Regions from separate parts of the Homo sapiens genome. Here all the other regions are linked to region 2. The links are chromatin contacts, found by Hi-C or POLR2A ChIA-PET in ENCODE. All regions are on one chromosome and are shown on one strand. Each heading gives the region's core, a stretch centred on a gene start or an enhancer-like site at or near the end of the contact. The rest is flanking DNA. Distances are from core to core; before and after follow the strand shown. Region 1 holds the start of LINC03004 (long intergenic non-protein coding RNA 3004). Region 2 has its middle 59 kb from the start of IL20RA. Region 3 has its middle 18 kb from the start of LINC02865.

The links. Hi-C counts contacts between places; a loop is a spot of excess contacts on that map. ChIA-PET counts read pairs that join two places held with the same protein, here RNA polymerase II (POLR2A). Pooled maps may share reads with other maps.
Region 1: a pooled map shows a loop between it and region 2 (2.2-fold over the local background). The contact joins the promoter of LINC03004 here to the enhancer-like site in region 2. A Hi-C loop is called at or near these places in 3 of 37 single-sample maps with no recorded cell type and 6 of 50 pooled maps. POLR2A ChIA-PET finds 5 or more read pairs at or near these places in 1 of 52 experiments (GM12878).
Region 3: a loop to region 2 is called in a map of GM12878, with 4 times the contacts of the local background. The contact joins two enhancer-like sites. A Hi-C loop is called at or near these places in 1 of 168 maps with a recorded cell type or tissue (GM12878), 16 of 37 single-sample maps with no recorded cell type and 6 of 50 pooled maps. POLR2A ChIA-PET finds 5 or more read pairs at or near these places in 2 of 52 experiments (GM12878 and activated T-cell).

The regions. Positions count from the first base shown.
Region 1 is chr6:137,662,296-137,666,895 of GRCh38, forward strand. It overlaps LINC03004 (long intergenic non-protein coding RNA 3004), which reads left to right and starts at 3,351. Exons shown (of 4, transcript NR_125867.1): 1 at 3,351-3,444.
Region 2 is chr6:137,101,799-137,106,574 of GRCh38, forward strand. No RefSeq gene overlaps it. Among named protein-coding and RNA genes, the nearest start is that of IL20RA, 59 kb to the left of the region's middle. RefSeq lists an enhancer at 4,323-4,382. Within about 2 kb of position 1,318, at least 5 of the 41 ENCODE cell types and tissues checked have a DNase peak (open chromatin) inside an H3K27ac peak, as active enhancers do; they include GM12878, where a contact is called at or near this core.
Region 3 is chr6:137,924,856-137,929,701 of GRCh38, forward strand. No RefSeq gene overlaps it. Among named protein-coding and RNA genes, the nearest start is that of LINC02865, 18 kb to the right of the region's middle. RefSeq lists enhancers at 825-2,024, 2,870-3,109. Within about 2 kb of position 3,021, at least 12 of the 41 ENCODE cell types and tissues checked have a DNase peak (open chromatin) inside an H3K27ac peak, as active enhancers do; they include GM12878, where a contact is called at or near this core.

The DNA.
Region 1 (4,600 bases), core at 2,101-4,600, 560 kb after region 2:
GAAGCTAATAATGAAATGAAAACCAAATGCATGCCCCCGTTCTATGCAACTACTGACTTTCTTCCTACAAATGTTAGTTCAAGCCTAAAAGAAATGTGATTAAACTCGAGAAAAAGAAATAACAAAAATTAAATATTTTACTTCTTTATCCTTTTTTCAATTAATAATGTATGAAATGGCCAAGTGCGGTGGCTCACACCTGCAATCCCAGCACTTTGTAAGGCCAAGGTGGGCAGATCACCTGAGGTCAGGAGCTCAAGACCAGCCTGGCCAACATGGTGAAACCCCATCTCTACTAAAAATACAAAGATTAGCCAGGCGTGGTGGTGTGCACCTGTAATCCCAGCTACTTGGGAGGCTGAGGCAGGAGAATCACTTGAACCCAGGAGGTGGAAGTTGCAGTGAGCCAAGATCATACACCACTGCACTCCAACCTGGGTGATAAAGTGAGACTCCATCTCAAGTACTACTACTAATAATATTAATAATGATAATAATAACGTATGAAGCAATATTCAACTGGCAGTAAAGATTGTAGCTGGGTTCTCATCTGGTTGACTCAATGCTTCTATTTCTCTTGATTTCCTTTTCTGATCATTCTATAATCTTTTAGTAGGGAGATGAAATAAGTTCTTTGTTATTGATGATTCATTTAAAGAATCACATTTAATTTCTCTAAAGCAGCAGTGAGCAAACTTTTTCTGCAAAGGATAAATATTTTAGGCTTTGTGGGACACAAGCTCTCGTTGCAACTATTCCACTTTACCGATGTACTGGGAAAGCAGCTCTAGACAATGTATAAATGACTAGGTGTGGTTGTTTTAATAAAATTTTATTTACCAAAACAGGCAAAGAACTAAACATGACCCATGAGTCCAGTTTGTTAACCGCTACTCTAAAGTAACATTAATGTGAAGTTCCAACTATCTGTGTTGGATTAAGCTACTTAGTCCACACTTAAGACATGAGAATCAGTAATTATAGACTCTTAAATTTTTCAAGTTGGAGGGAAACTGACTCAGTAAGAATAAGAAACACACCCTCATTGACAGCAGAGCCAGGCGTGGAATCTGGGGATTTGGGAATCCCAACTGAGTTGCCTCTTCACAGCCATCATTCATTCTACTATTAAAAAAAAATTGTAATGTATAGAAAAATGAGCATGTGATGCCTAATTTCAAAATTCCTTAGGGCTTTTTAAGGAAATATCTTTGTTATATTAAATAGTAAATATTTATGCATGATATTAATGTTAGAAGTTTTTATTGTGATCTTTGTTTTTGTGTTCTAAGAGATTTTATAGGTTAAACACACACAATGTTGTTTAATTGATGCCATCTTTCATTAGGCAGAGCTTACTACCATTTGCAAATTTAATGCTTCTTTCATGACTGAACTGAAGCCTAAAGTTGTAAATAGTGATGTGCAAGGGCCAGCACAGTTCCCATCCTGTCTTCCAGAGAACCTTACATGCATCCCAAAGCCCGGGAGAGAGCAGTCACATCGAGGGTGCATTGCTCATCAGAGTCTTGGGGCCTTCTGGGCAGCGGTTAACCTGGATCTCAAAGAGAAAACTCCTATTTCCAGTATAAAAAGAAGGCAGTATAGGTGGGTGGCTAAGCTGATGAGTGAAAAGCAAGAAAAGAGTGGTATTGAACCTCTGGGTACTGAACAAAACAATGTGGCTATTTGGTTCTAGGCAAAAAGAAAGAGCCAAATGACATTTATGCTCATTTCCTGCTTCCAAACTTACCATGCCCATCCTCAGTACTCAGTCCTTCAGGGCGACATCCCTTCCAAGCTAACAGTTTTACCACTGCCGTCTGTTGGATAGAAACTAAATTTCATCATGATATCTTCTTACAGGACAATTTAAGTAAATCAGAAAGGTTGGAACTAAGCTCTAGTCCCAGTGGGCTCCCAACCACCCATTCAAAGCCAAAGTTCTTGAGAATGACATTTTTTCCCCACATGGGCAATTGGGAACATTGATGGTTACTGTGATTCTAAAATCAGTGTGTCCTGCTTATGTAATAGATGATATAAAAACAGTGCTACGTCAGTGATTTCCAAACTTTCTTTTTTGGTAGCGAGTCATATTCAAACAAAATCTTGAATACGCTGTTCAGTTTGAAGTCAGGACCCATTTCAGCCCCACAGCAGTTCCTGCAGCCTCTCCACAGAAACAAAGCACCGAACAAAGGCCAGTGTGGAAAAACGTACTCAATGGAATTTCTGTGTTTAGAGAAACCCTAGAGAGGATACTTTGTGAATTTCTTTTTCTGTTTAAAAACTTTTTTTTATAAATTGATCTCCAAATCATGAAGCACTTTTCTCCCTCCAAATTTTCGTGTCAATTTTATCATTTCCACAGACAAAAGTTCTGCCAAATTTCTGCAGCTCAGTGAGCCACAATATTATCAGTATTTAGTGTTCCTATCATTCTGGAAGGTGTAGAAGTTAGAGGAATATATACTTGTCCACACAAGGTGGTCTCTGGGGCTGTCTTCTAAAGCCTACCAAGTGCTCATTCATTACTTATTTAAAGATATAGTGTTTTGACACCTGATGGGCTTAAAATTAAATGATTTTCTTGTTTCCCAATAGGGTGTCTATCTCTTGGGGGCAGACCTACTATAAGCAAGAATCAACATTTTTTAAAAGTTAAAAGAATTAACTTATAATGAGAAACATGACAATCACACAGAGCATTCTCTACTATGGTAGATCTACAAGATGTCCTAGCCCATCAGCCTAGAACCAAAAGGAACAGACCTGAAGTCTGAAAAATTAAGTTTATAGAACCATTTCCAAACAAGGAAAAAGCTGAGTTATTATAGAATTTGAAGGAAGGGTGGAATTAAGGTGAACATTAAATGAAGCAGTGCTTTGATAGGCTCAAAACAAAACAAGACTTTGAGTAGAGGATCAATATCAAGTCTGGACCATGACATGGACTTCAGGCCCTGTTTCCTTAAAAACTACTAAGTTAAGATTGATGTTGAATATTGTGTCTAGACACCCCTTATCTGAAGCTCTATAACTGGCTTGGAAATGGAGGCTGCTTCACTGGGTCAAGGTGACTGAGATCCTCCGGGCAAGAATGGAATATTTCATCCTTAATGATACTATTTCAAATGTGACATTTTGATAGTCTATGATGTTAGATAAACTTGTTTCTTCATGAGTAAGAAGGCAGTAATCCTTCAAAGAAGAAGGAAGGTTGCGTGACACTTTATAGCTGTGGTCCTTAGGAGAAACATTGTTTCCCATAAATATTGTTGCTGGCTTTATAATCATGTCTGTTATTCTAAACTGATGGATGACTGGAGGAATGTTTACTTTCTCAGGGGATGGCAAATGGCTCTCTCAGTTAGCTGGCTGAGCATGTGAGCAGTCCGTACGACCAAGATCATTGTTGTCTCCAGCAGTGGAGAGCACCAGGTGAGGATGGCAGCCACACTCACCTCCCATTGACCTTGACCCTTCCGTCTCTCCTGTGCCTCCCTTATTCCTTAAACCCTTCCCTATTTTCCCTGGTGGTGAGATGGGGAAGACGGAGGTGGCAAAAACTTTCTTTTGATACATCCCTCCTTTACATGTGCTAATATTTTCAGTCAAACTTTTCATCTTTTTGTCTTGGTCCCTTTTGCATTATCTTCATAGCTTAATTCTGAGAGGGTAATGGACATCACATCACATTTCTAAATTATTAGGGGACATATCTCATCATTTCCCCTAAAAATTATTTTTAAAAACTGTATATTAGTTCAATACAAGGAAACATAGACCAAATTATCCTTAGTAAATAATTATAGTTTTGGTTGAAGTCACAATTTGGTTGAATTGTAATTTTAGAAAGCAGTAAGATAATCTCATCCAACACATTTGTTTTAGAAATGACATAATGGAAGCCCAGAGAAGCATAATAATGTGTCAAATTTTGAGGGGGCCGCAGAGCCTGGCCAGATATAGAACAGATGTGTTGATTTCTTTATTGTTAGGGTGAAGGTTGCTAGCCAAATATCTAGCTTCCCCTTCAGCTGAATTAAAATAAAATATTGAAAACAACTTCTAAGTAAAACTGACTATCTTATGTTTACTTGGTAACATGGTAGTTTGTTTATTGTGGGTTAACTCTTTGCCTGACTAAATGAAAGTGAAAATGATATTTTCAGCCCTCCAGCACTTTTTTTTAAAAAAGGAGATGCTTCTACATACACACTTTCCTTTTTAAAAATGTATAGAAAAGTTAATAAATGAGTTCACTTTCAAATCAAAGGTTTCTTGATGTGACTTCTACATAATTTTCTGAATTTTCCAAATGAGGTAGATCTGAAATCCCCAGGGCAATTTCTGTTCATGGATAAGCCGGATAAGCCTGGACTTCCCAAGTGATGTCACAGTGAGACTTGAGCTTCGATAACCAAGAACTTCAAGACCAAACCATCATTTCAAGAGATTATCGAGAAAATGAATGTGAGAAGAGCTTGGTGAGATGTTCAACTGAAATAATATAGTCCTGTTTTCCTTAAGTACTTATAATTACATGTTGAAAATGAACTCTAAAAATTTATTGCTATCCAGTGTCTGAATAACC
Region 2 (4,776 bases), core at 68-2,567:
CTTCAAAATGGTCAAAATGAGGGTATTACAGGGAGAATTACAGGATTTCAGAAGTCCACGGGCAAGCAACCCCTTAACTACAGACACTATGCCCTTTCTTGCTTCCAGCTTAATTGGGTATTGTTTTCTGTTGGGAAAATGACTGGGGTCTTTGAGCTGTATTTTGATGGGCACTGCCATTCTAGCCCTTCCAGCCCTCCCAGTACACCATGCTCGTGGGTTGACCTGTTTGTGTACAAATGCGACTGTCAAGGATGCCATAAAACTCATAGACAAGCTTAGGCTGCTGTCATATTAGAACTCATCATATAAATGAATTTAAGGCCAAAACACTCAATGAATGTTACATTTATGACCTTCTGAAGTTGCCCTTTGACCCAGCATCACCTTGGCCATTTGTATCCCCTTGAGCCTCCTTCCCTCCCCATCTAATGGACAGTGGAGTAGCAAAGGCTCATGTCCAGTGGTTGAGATGATTTTTGCAGTGCTATGCGTGCCATGGGCAAGGGTCAGGGCAAAACTTTGACCCTGTTGATCCCTTCTCACCCCCTCCTTCAGCTTTACTCATTTCTCCTGGGCCTGTGTGCCATGTTTGAATGCCCTCAATTTCTCACCATGTCCTGCTCAAAGACCGTATTCACTGATGGTGCGCTGGCTTTTGGTATTATAAAGATTCCCAAATTCCTCTGATCATAAGAATCACCTGGGCTGCTCATCTTGTAATTCTGAGTCAGAAAGTTTGGGGTGGGGCCTGCTGATCTGTGCATTTAACCAAGACTCTGGGTGAGTCTCATGATCACATGAGTCTGAGACACATGGATTTAATGACTATGAAAGTTGAAAGATGCCCCTGAGATCATTTAAACCAGTGGTTCTCAAAGTGCAGCTCCCAACCAGAGCATCAGTGTCACCTGGGATTTGTTAGAAATGCAAATTACTGACTCTATGAAAAAGGAACTCTGGAGGTGGGGCCCAGTTCCCTGTGTTTTCACAAGCCTTCCAGACAATTATTGCATAGGCTAAAACTCCAGACTTGCTGATGTAGACCATCTCTCTCCTGTTATCCTCTATTTTACAGATAAGGAATGTTGGCACTCTGTCTATCACTTTGGGACCTTGGGTGTTGAAGTTGGGGAGGGGGACAAGTGCTACAATCCCTAGGTGATTGTGAACAGGGTGAGAAGAGAGATGGTAGAGGGCTCCTGAGAATGGGCCATCAGTGGTGTGATCCTCAGCTTCCAATCCCTATTCTCTGAGCCTGAGGTCTTATCTGTAGACAAGGACTCATGTTTGCTGAGGGTGCTGCTAAAAGACACCAGGTGTCTGAAGGGCCAAACCTTTGTGGTAAACCAGAGCTTAGATGTTTATAGTAACTCTCCACTAAGAAATCCCCTGAGAACCCAGCCACCAAGAAGCCCCAGTTCCTCTAAAGAAAGACATGTCTCACTCTCAGAGAAGTTTCAGCTCTGCTTTTGGTGGTTAGTGCCTGCCCATTCTCAGGATGGTTCATGAAAGAGTCTTCTACTTAGTGCTGTGGAATAACCATCTGAAATTGTAAGCTGTGGGTAGATAGTACTGTGGTGTAATCACACATCTTCCTGTCACACTGGTGGGAAGGATCAAGGGTTCAGCATAGTTCAGCCATCCCTGTTATTCTCAAAACCAGTGTTCCCAAACTTCAGTCATTTGGCTATAATTTTCACAATGTTTCTAAATTCAAGTACAATATGTATTGTCGTTTTATCTAATATTTTTCACTTGCTCAACTTAAAAAAACTAAGAATATTTTCAAATTTTCAAAATAATTATGAAGATAGTACAGAGAGTTCTCATATATATACCCCACGCCTGGTTTCCCCTATTGTTAAAATCTTATATTAGTATAGTACATTTGTCATAAATAATGAACTAAATTAATTGATACATTATTGTTAACTAAAGTCCATGCTTTATTTAGTTTTTACTTAATGTCCTTTTTTTTCTTTTCTGTACCTGGATCCCATTTAGGGTACCACATTAAATTTATTCATCACATTGTATTTGGGTCCTATTCCAGACCTAACAAAAAGTGGACTGATGCAAAAGAATGACACTCTGGTTAAAGCTATTGCTGTGAGTATTAAAGCCCTTTGTCTCTGATCCAAGAGTCTCATGTCTTCTGCCAGCATCTAAGAAACACTGACAAGTCAATTAGTTAGTTTCCAGGTAGGGTAAAGGCTTAGATATCTTACAGTTCTTGAACTTTTTTGTTGCACAATTGAAGTATTCAAAAAGGGTAAAAAAAATCAAGTTTTTAAATATTTAAACTAATTCAATTAAAGTATAAAAGGCCACTTAAAAGTGATGGTTAAAAGTTGCCAGATTCATAAACAAAGTAATAAGGTTTATGAGTTGGACTTAAAAATTCAAGGAATAATGAGGAATTTAAATTTGTAATTTTAATAAATAAAGTATTAATTTAAGAAAATCACAGTATCCCCTTAGTAATTTTTCCTGTCTATAAAAGCCCCTATCAAGGATGCCACAAAACTCATCTAGATAAGCTTGGGTTGTCATATTGGAACTCATCATATAAATAAATTTACCCAAAATTGTTTATGACCATGAATGACAAAGCTTTACTGTGCTCAAGCACATTTGCATTTTAGAATAAGATAAACAGCTTTGTTCAAAGAATGAAAGTCTAATGGTGAAATTTTGCCGCCATTGCAGGGCTAGTGCCCCTCATGTCACATTATGAGGTTAGCTTCTTTTACAGATTCAAAGGATAAAACAAGGGCCCTCTACTTTGTCCCTGCTGAATTCTCGAGACCTAGAACAGGCACATAATTGATGCTTATTAAAGATGTACAAATTAATGATCAGATTTTAGCCAGGGCCAGATTTCAGTTTTAGAAACATCACTCTGGCTGTAATATGAAAGTTAGATGGAAGAGGTAACACTAGAGAGGAGACCAAGCAGGAAGTTGGTGGCAAACCCTGACAGTAGACACACGGCCATGGCTTCCAGGGTTTTGGACTAAAATCCTACCCTCTTCAGGAAATAACTAGTCTCATTCTGGAAAACATCTGTTGGCTTATTAGTGGTCTCTGAGGGAGGCTAAAAGCCTGACCCTGGGGTGCCCTGTGACCATGTGGCCCATACTTCTCATCATGAATGGGTCTTCTCTGGACCATTAAACCATGAAGCAGGAGGAGCATAGCAAGACTGGATCCAACCTTACAGCACAAATAAAACTGCAGGATGTCAAGGATCAATGGACAAGGTGACCTGTTCTGTGGACATGTGACCTACTCAGTTTCACACTCTGGCATTTTCTCAATGTGCTCGTGAGCAAATGTCTGTGCAGTAAGGTCAGGGGTCCCACATGGCTCAGAAGAATAGGCCTCCTCTCACTGAGGCTGACTTGGCTGCTGCAGGCCTGAGTGTCCCGTCAGTCAATGGCAGGAAGCAGCCCGTGAACATCTTGGAGGGGGCAGTGATTTGTCCTCAATGGGGGAGACACATCCAGATTTGGGTTTGCCTTCTGAGCCCATCATACTCATGTGACTTATTGAATGTCTTATTCACCAGGGTTTTTTACCAAAACACTGCTTCTGATTAAGAACTCAGTTGGCTTTGGGTCTGCTTACTTCCAGTCAGTACCTGGGCCACTGACCACTCTCAATGTTCTTTTCTGCACGTGGATATTCAGGCTGACCTATTTCCTGGCTTGTAGGTTTGACACACTTTTCTTTCCTGTTTGAATCGTAGGTACCTTGAAGCTATCTGAAAAAAAAAAAATTGGCTTGGGTAGAAAGGCAACACCCTGGATTTGTTCTTTGCCTGAGGCTTCCTCTCTGTGTGGCTGAGGAGTCTTAACAGGCCTTTGAGAAAGGGCGTGAGTACTGGTTTTATCACTTGCAGCTCTGGTTCAATTAAGTGCTATTATAAGCCTCTTTACGTATCAGTTGGCTTTTCAACCCTTAACAAGTCTCTTCTTTTTGGATGCTCTCTACTTTCTTCCAGCTCTGCTTGCAAACTTGTCAATTCTTGTCTTAGTTGATCACTTTTTTAAAAACCTGTTTATAGACAGCAAAGAGAAGCCAACACAGATTGACATTTGGATTCTTTCCAATAGCTTCATTTGAAGCAATAGGAGAAGCGATCTGCTTCTCCAGTTATTGTAGGTAATAGCTTTGCCAAATGTTTTTTGACAATAGAACAAGGGTGGTCAACATTTTAGCCTGAAATACCCACGTCCCCATCACCTGTGATTCTCTCATTGTACCAATGCCACATCTTAGGTTTCAGTTATGGCAGCACTATGCACATTTCTGTATTATTTAGGGCAAGTGCCCAGCTGCTGCAAAGAGAAGCCAAAATGCCCTGGTTTAAATAGGATAGATATTTATTTCTCTCACATATTACAGTGCAGTACAGTGCAGGTTCTGTTCCAGGAAATCATTCAGGGATGCATTTGAGTGAAGTCAAGCAATTGTCTTCAAATCATAGCTTCCACAGCTGCTAAAGACATAGAAAAAGGAAAGGTGATTTGAAAGTAAACATCTTTCAGAAGAGGAACTGGAAGATGAACATACCAATTTCATTCATTTCCATTTGGTGAGAACTCAGGTAATTGGCTACATTTAGCTGCAAAAAGTTTGAAAAAAGTCATCTTAAGTCGGGGCAGCCCCACCGAAGAAAAAGTGAGAATAGTTTTGGGGGGTTAACCAATATTATGGTCAGCATACTGGTCTACCTTATTCTTTATAGTGCTTATGTAGCATACGACT
Region 3 (4,846 bases), core at 1,771-4,270, 820 kb after region 2:
CTCTGGGTCTTCTATACCAAATTACTATCGTTTTGTTATAGAATCAACTTCGATGACTGATCAAGTCTTCAGCCTTGTTTTAGACAAGGCCAGGACTAGGATAAGGTTAGTGAAGCACTTGCTTTTGAGCACAGTATTTAAGGAGATGGCCAAAAACTCAGTAACCAAGATAACTAGTATTTTAATGTGTCTTTTAAAAATAGACACTAATGCAAAAAAAATCCATGATGAGCAAAATATGATAATTTTAAATAAACCTGAGGTCAATATTATTGAGTTTTCTTTTTGCTCCAGGCTGCAATGTAACCTGGCATAGCACTGGCCTGGGATATCTATTTCTGATAGGTTTCCTTCATCAGGGTCTTTTCTGATTTACCAGACTGCTTCATTTTCTCTGTGGATCACGTACCTCCAGTGGGAGTTTCCCTAAGCCACAGCACCCTCAAAAGCCTTCAATGTGCTCTTCTCCTTCCTTTACCCGTGACTTCATCCTCATGTGCGTAACGGCAGCAGCCAACATTTCTCGCCAATGTGCCAGGCTCTGAGCTAAGATCTTCACATTCATTGTCAGCTAACCTCACAATGTGCACAGGTACCAATTCAACAGGTCCTGGTATTATCCCGGTTTTATGTTTTATAGCTGAGAAAGCTTCAGAGCGATGCTATCACAGCCATAGGTGGCACAGCTAGTGCACAGCAGAGCCACCCTCACCCACCCCTCTGTATTGCTCCTCACAGTTTCAGTCCTCAGTCTTTTCTTTCTTCTCGCCATTCACGAATCCCGTCAGTATTCACTTTCCAGGACCTGTCGACGTTTCTCTTTAAGAGCTTTCTGTTGGATTAGAAGCTCCACTGAAATTCATCTTGCTGAAATGCAAAGCTAGATGAAGGAACCTCAGAGAGAAAGCATTGATCCAAAGCAATTAATTCCCTCAATTTGCCGAATAGGAAACGGAGTCCTGGAAAGGTGATACGATTTGCCAGCCTTCCCTGTTGATGACGCGGCAGGATCACCTGCTCTGCCACTCTGCCTTTCCCCTCCCTTTCCACCAGACTCCAGCTCCTCTCCATACAGGACTGGGACCCCCAAAGTGTCCTGCCCACCCGAAGTTTTCCTCTCAGGCCTCCGGCTGTGTGCTTTGTTCCCAAAATTGCTCCAATTTCCTCCCCTTCGAGCCCACTTCCTCCCTAACCCCCAGACACAGGCATTGATCTCTTCTTTTGTGCTAGGGGTTTTGCTGATATTTGTAGGTGGCCCTCTGAAAAACATAAACAAAACTGGACCTGACTCAGAATAAAGTGGTAAAGCTGGAGGGAAAAGGGGGATGGGGCCCAGCTTCGGAGAGAAAATTACCTCCAAACTTTAGACTGCTGGTTGGCTTCCAAGTACAGTGTGTGGGGTGGATCACCATCACTAAACCAAGCCCACCTTTTAGGGGAAGGGGTATTATTCAAAACACCTCTTTATCCTGACCTGCCAGGACCAGTTCCCCTCCCCCGTGCCAGCTGTAGTTACAGCCCTCTGAGTCAACAAAGGGGTTGGGCTTGTAAGACTTCATTTATAAGCACCTAAATTCCCTTTCACTTACTCCCAGAAGCTCATTAATAGATCAGTTGGTCAACATCTTGGAATGTGCCTTGGAAAAGGATAGGATAGATGAAAGGAAAGTTTCCATGAGAGGAGAGGAATTTAAGGCCAAAGAGTAGCCTGAAATGTCCCAAGCTCTCATTAGAGATTGGCAGGCTCAGTTGTTGCATTGCTACACATGGTTCCTAAATTCCACCAACAGAGAAAGGTAGTCAGAGGTTTACCCAAAAAGACTGTCTGCTGGTCATGTTACTGCTTATGCTGGCAAATGATTAATAAGTTGGGAAGAAAAAAACCCAAAAGATTTGTTATAAAACATTCTGTGGAAACTTGGGGCAGAGATTGCACCCAAAAAATCAGCGATTTCAAGTTAATGGTGATCAGGTAAAGGAGATATTTTGAAGTAATGTGATGCAAAGCTACTACCACTGATTACAGAGTTTGACATCACTGCTCCAAGGTAGGAAACAGGAGATCAGTAGGAATTCTTTACCTTCCTTCCACTTTTCAAATGGAGGCGAAGAATTAGCTTCTATGAATCCTTTAGCAACTCATAGCAAGAAAGAGCTTTTCTCCTTGTCCTGGTCCAAATTAGCCACAGGCTGGAGTTATTGAGAGGAACAGCACATTGAAGTTGCACAGAAAGTTGTTTTCAGGGAGGACAGAAAAAAATGGAAACTGAATTGGGCAGACCATGTGCCTCCCTAAATCCAAAATTAAATCCACGATACATAATCTGCCTGCCTTCTCACATTGCACTGTGCTGGGTGGCCAAACATACCAAGGGGCTCCTGCTGAACTGGAAGCGGGCTGTCATCTTAGCCTCCATGAAAAGCTCATCTTTGAAAACTCATCTTTCCTTACGGGACTACTACATTTTACAAGGATTTTTTTTCTTCTAAATGCAATACATTGATGTTTACTTTTTAAACAAAAATGCTCATTATTGAATTTTTTTAGTTGATTCTACTTTTGCAGTTTGTGTAATTGACATCCTAGGTGACATGGAGATTCCTGTGGCTGCCTGACTCCAGGCAGTGGCTCCCAGAAGCTAGCAAGCAGAGCACACTGCCCAGAGTTGGGATATCAATACCCTTTGTGAAAACCACAAAATAGGCAATTTGAAAAGTAGAGAGAACTCTGAAGAGGAAAAAAGGTCCCTTGCCATTTTACTACTTTCAGCATTTTAATTAAAATGTATTTTTGTCAATGCAATGGTTGTTTCAGACATTTTAAGAAAACATCTTGATTCCAAACCCCGGGGTAAATTAAGTCAATAAACTTTTGAAGACTTGTGCCATGCTGCAGATGGACTTTAAAAGCCACTGGGGGGTGGGGAGAATGGGGGTTTCTAAATATAATAAACTTCCCAAAAAGGCAATTTCAAGCCTAACTGAAGTCATACTATTTTTGAAAGTGGAAATCCCCCTTTTCACCACACAACCCCGTGGTCGAGCCATCTAAGAATTCAGCTTCTGTGCCAGTGATAGGACAAAGCTCATCCTCTGCCGAATGCCACAGTCACTCCTCTTCCTTCCTGCCACCCACAGGGTCAGCAACAAGCACTATCAGTTAAACGTGACACCTGGTGTCTGCGGGCTGCCTCCGGTGGGAGCCAAATCCCACGTGTTGGTGTGGTTCCCACTTAAATAGATGTTTTCCTTTGAATCGTTTCTTTTCAACCTTGATTTCAGTTCTGTGCTAGTTTCTGGACTTTTGCCAGCACTTCTTCATAAAACAGCTTGTATTTGCTTTGAAAAACAAGAAAGGTTTGCATTTTGGAAAATATACTTCATACTTCATACTTCTAACCTTTACCATGGCCTGAAGGAAAAATGTAGCAGTTTCTTTCTGTAAATTTTAAATATAGGAAAGATAGCGGTCACTTTATAAAGAAAGCCAAACTTGTCCACATCCTTACACTCTTCCTCAAAGTTCATTTCCACATTCAATTTGGGTCGGGCTTTGTTTAGAGTGCCAATGAGCCTGCCTGGGCCACTTCTGCATTCTTGATGTTTGCAGCATTCACTGCAGAAACTGGCATTAAGACAGGCCTCTGCCACCCACAGCAATGCTCCTGCCACCTCCCTCCACTGTGCAGCCCCAAAGTGACAGAGGCTGAGGATCCCCAGCAAAGCAAACTGCTTCTGTCATCTGCTTTCAGGCAATTTTGAGGCACCTTTTCTTGGCTTATTTCCACTGCTAAGCCCTGACACAATATAATATTTCAAAAGCCCCTAAGTGCTGACAGAATACTCAAAATCACATTTTACAAAACCAAAGACAGAGGCCTCCCGCTGCTTATTAATGCCCATCATGATAATTCCTTACTTTGTCATAGTCTATGTATTTGTGTTGTTGTTAGTTTGTGTTGTTGATTTGTTCAGCCAAGGATCAAGCAACAGAGTGCAAGTGAGGCCACCCAGCGAGGGGGAGAAGGTGCAGCCTCTCAATCTACAGTGTACTTCTAAACATTCACTTTTTTTCTGATTATATAGGTAATTCACGTTTACGTGAGAAATTTTGGGGAAATTTGCAGAACATTAAGAAAAAAAAATTATTGCTCTAGATCATCTCCCCAAAATTGCACCTCAATATTTTGGGAAATATTCTTCTAGCATTTTTTTCTATGCCTTTAAATATTCATCACCACCACCCCCTGCCCCTCTCCTACCCCACTCCTCCAGTTGGGATCATGTTAAACATACTGTTTCATAACAGTATGTCTAGCACACTGTTATGGTGTAGTGTAATTAGTTTTCTGTCATTTAATTTGATCCATCTTTTGTTTCATTTGTTATTATAAAAACCCAGAGTAATAGCCAGAGCAGATGTTATTAGCCCCATTTCACAGATTAAGAAAATGATCACACCTGTAATCTCAGCACTTTGGGAGGCCAAGGCAGGCAGATCAAGAGGTCAAGAGATCGAGATCATCCTGGCCAACATGGTGAAACCCCATCTCTATCAAAAATACAAAAATTAGCTGGGCATGGTGGCACATGCCTGTAGTCCCAGCTACTCGGGAGGCTGAGACAAGAGAATTGCTTGAACTTGGGACGCAGAGGTTGCAGTGACCCAAGATTGCACCACTGCGCTCCAGCCTGGCGACAGACTGTGACTCCATCTCAAAAAGAAAAAAAGAAAAAAAAGAAAATGAGACACAGAAGTGCCTATACTAAAGTCATAGCATGGTTAAGCTTAGGTCTCCCAACTGCCAATAAAGTGCTCTTTGTCTACATCAAATTAAAGGGAGAG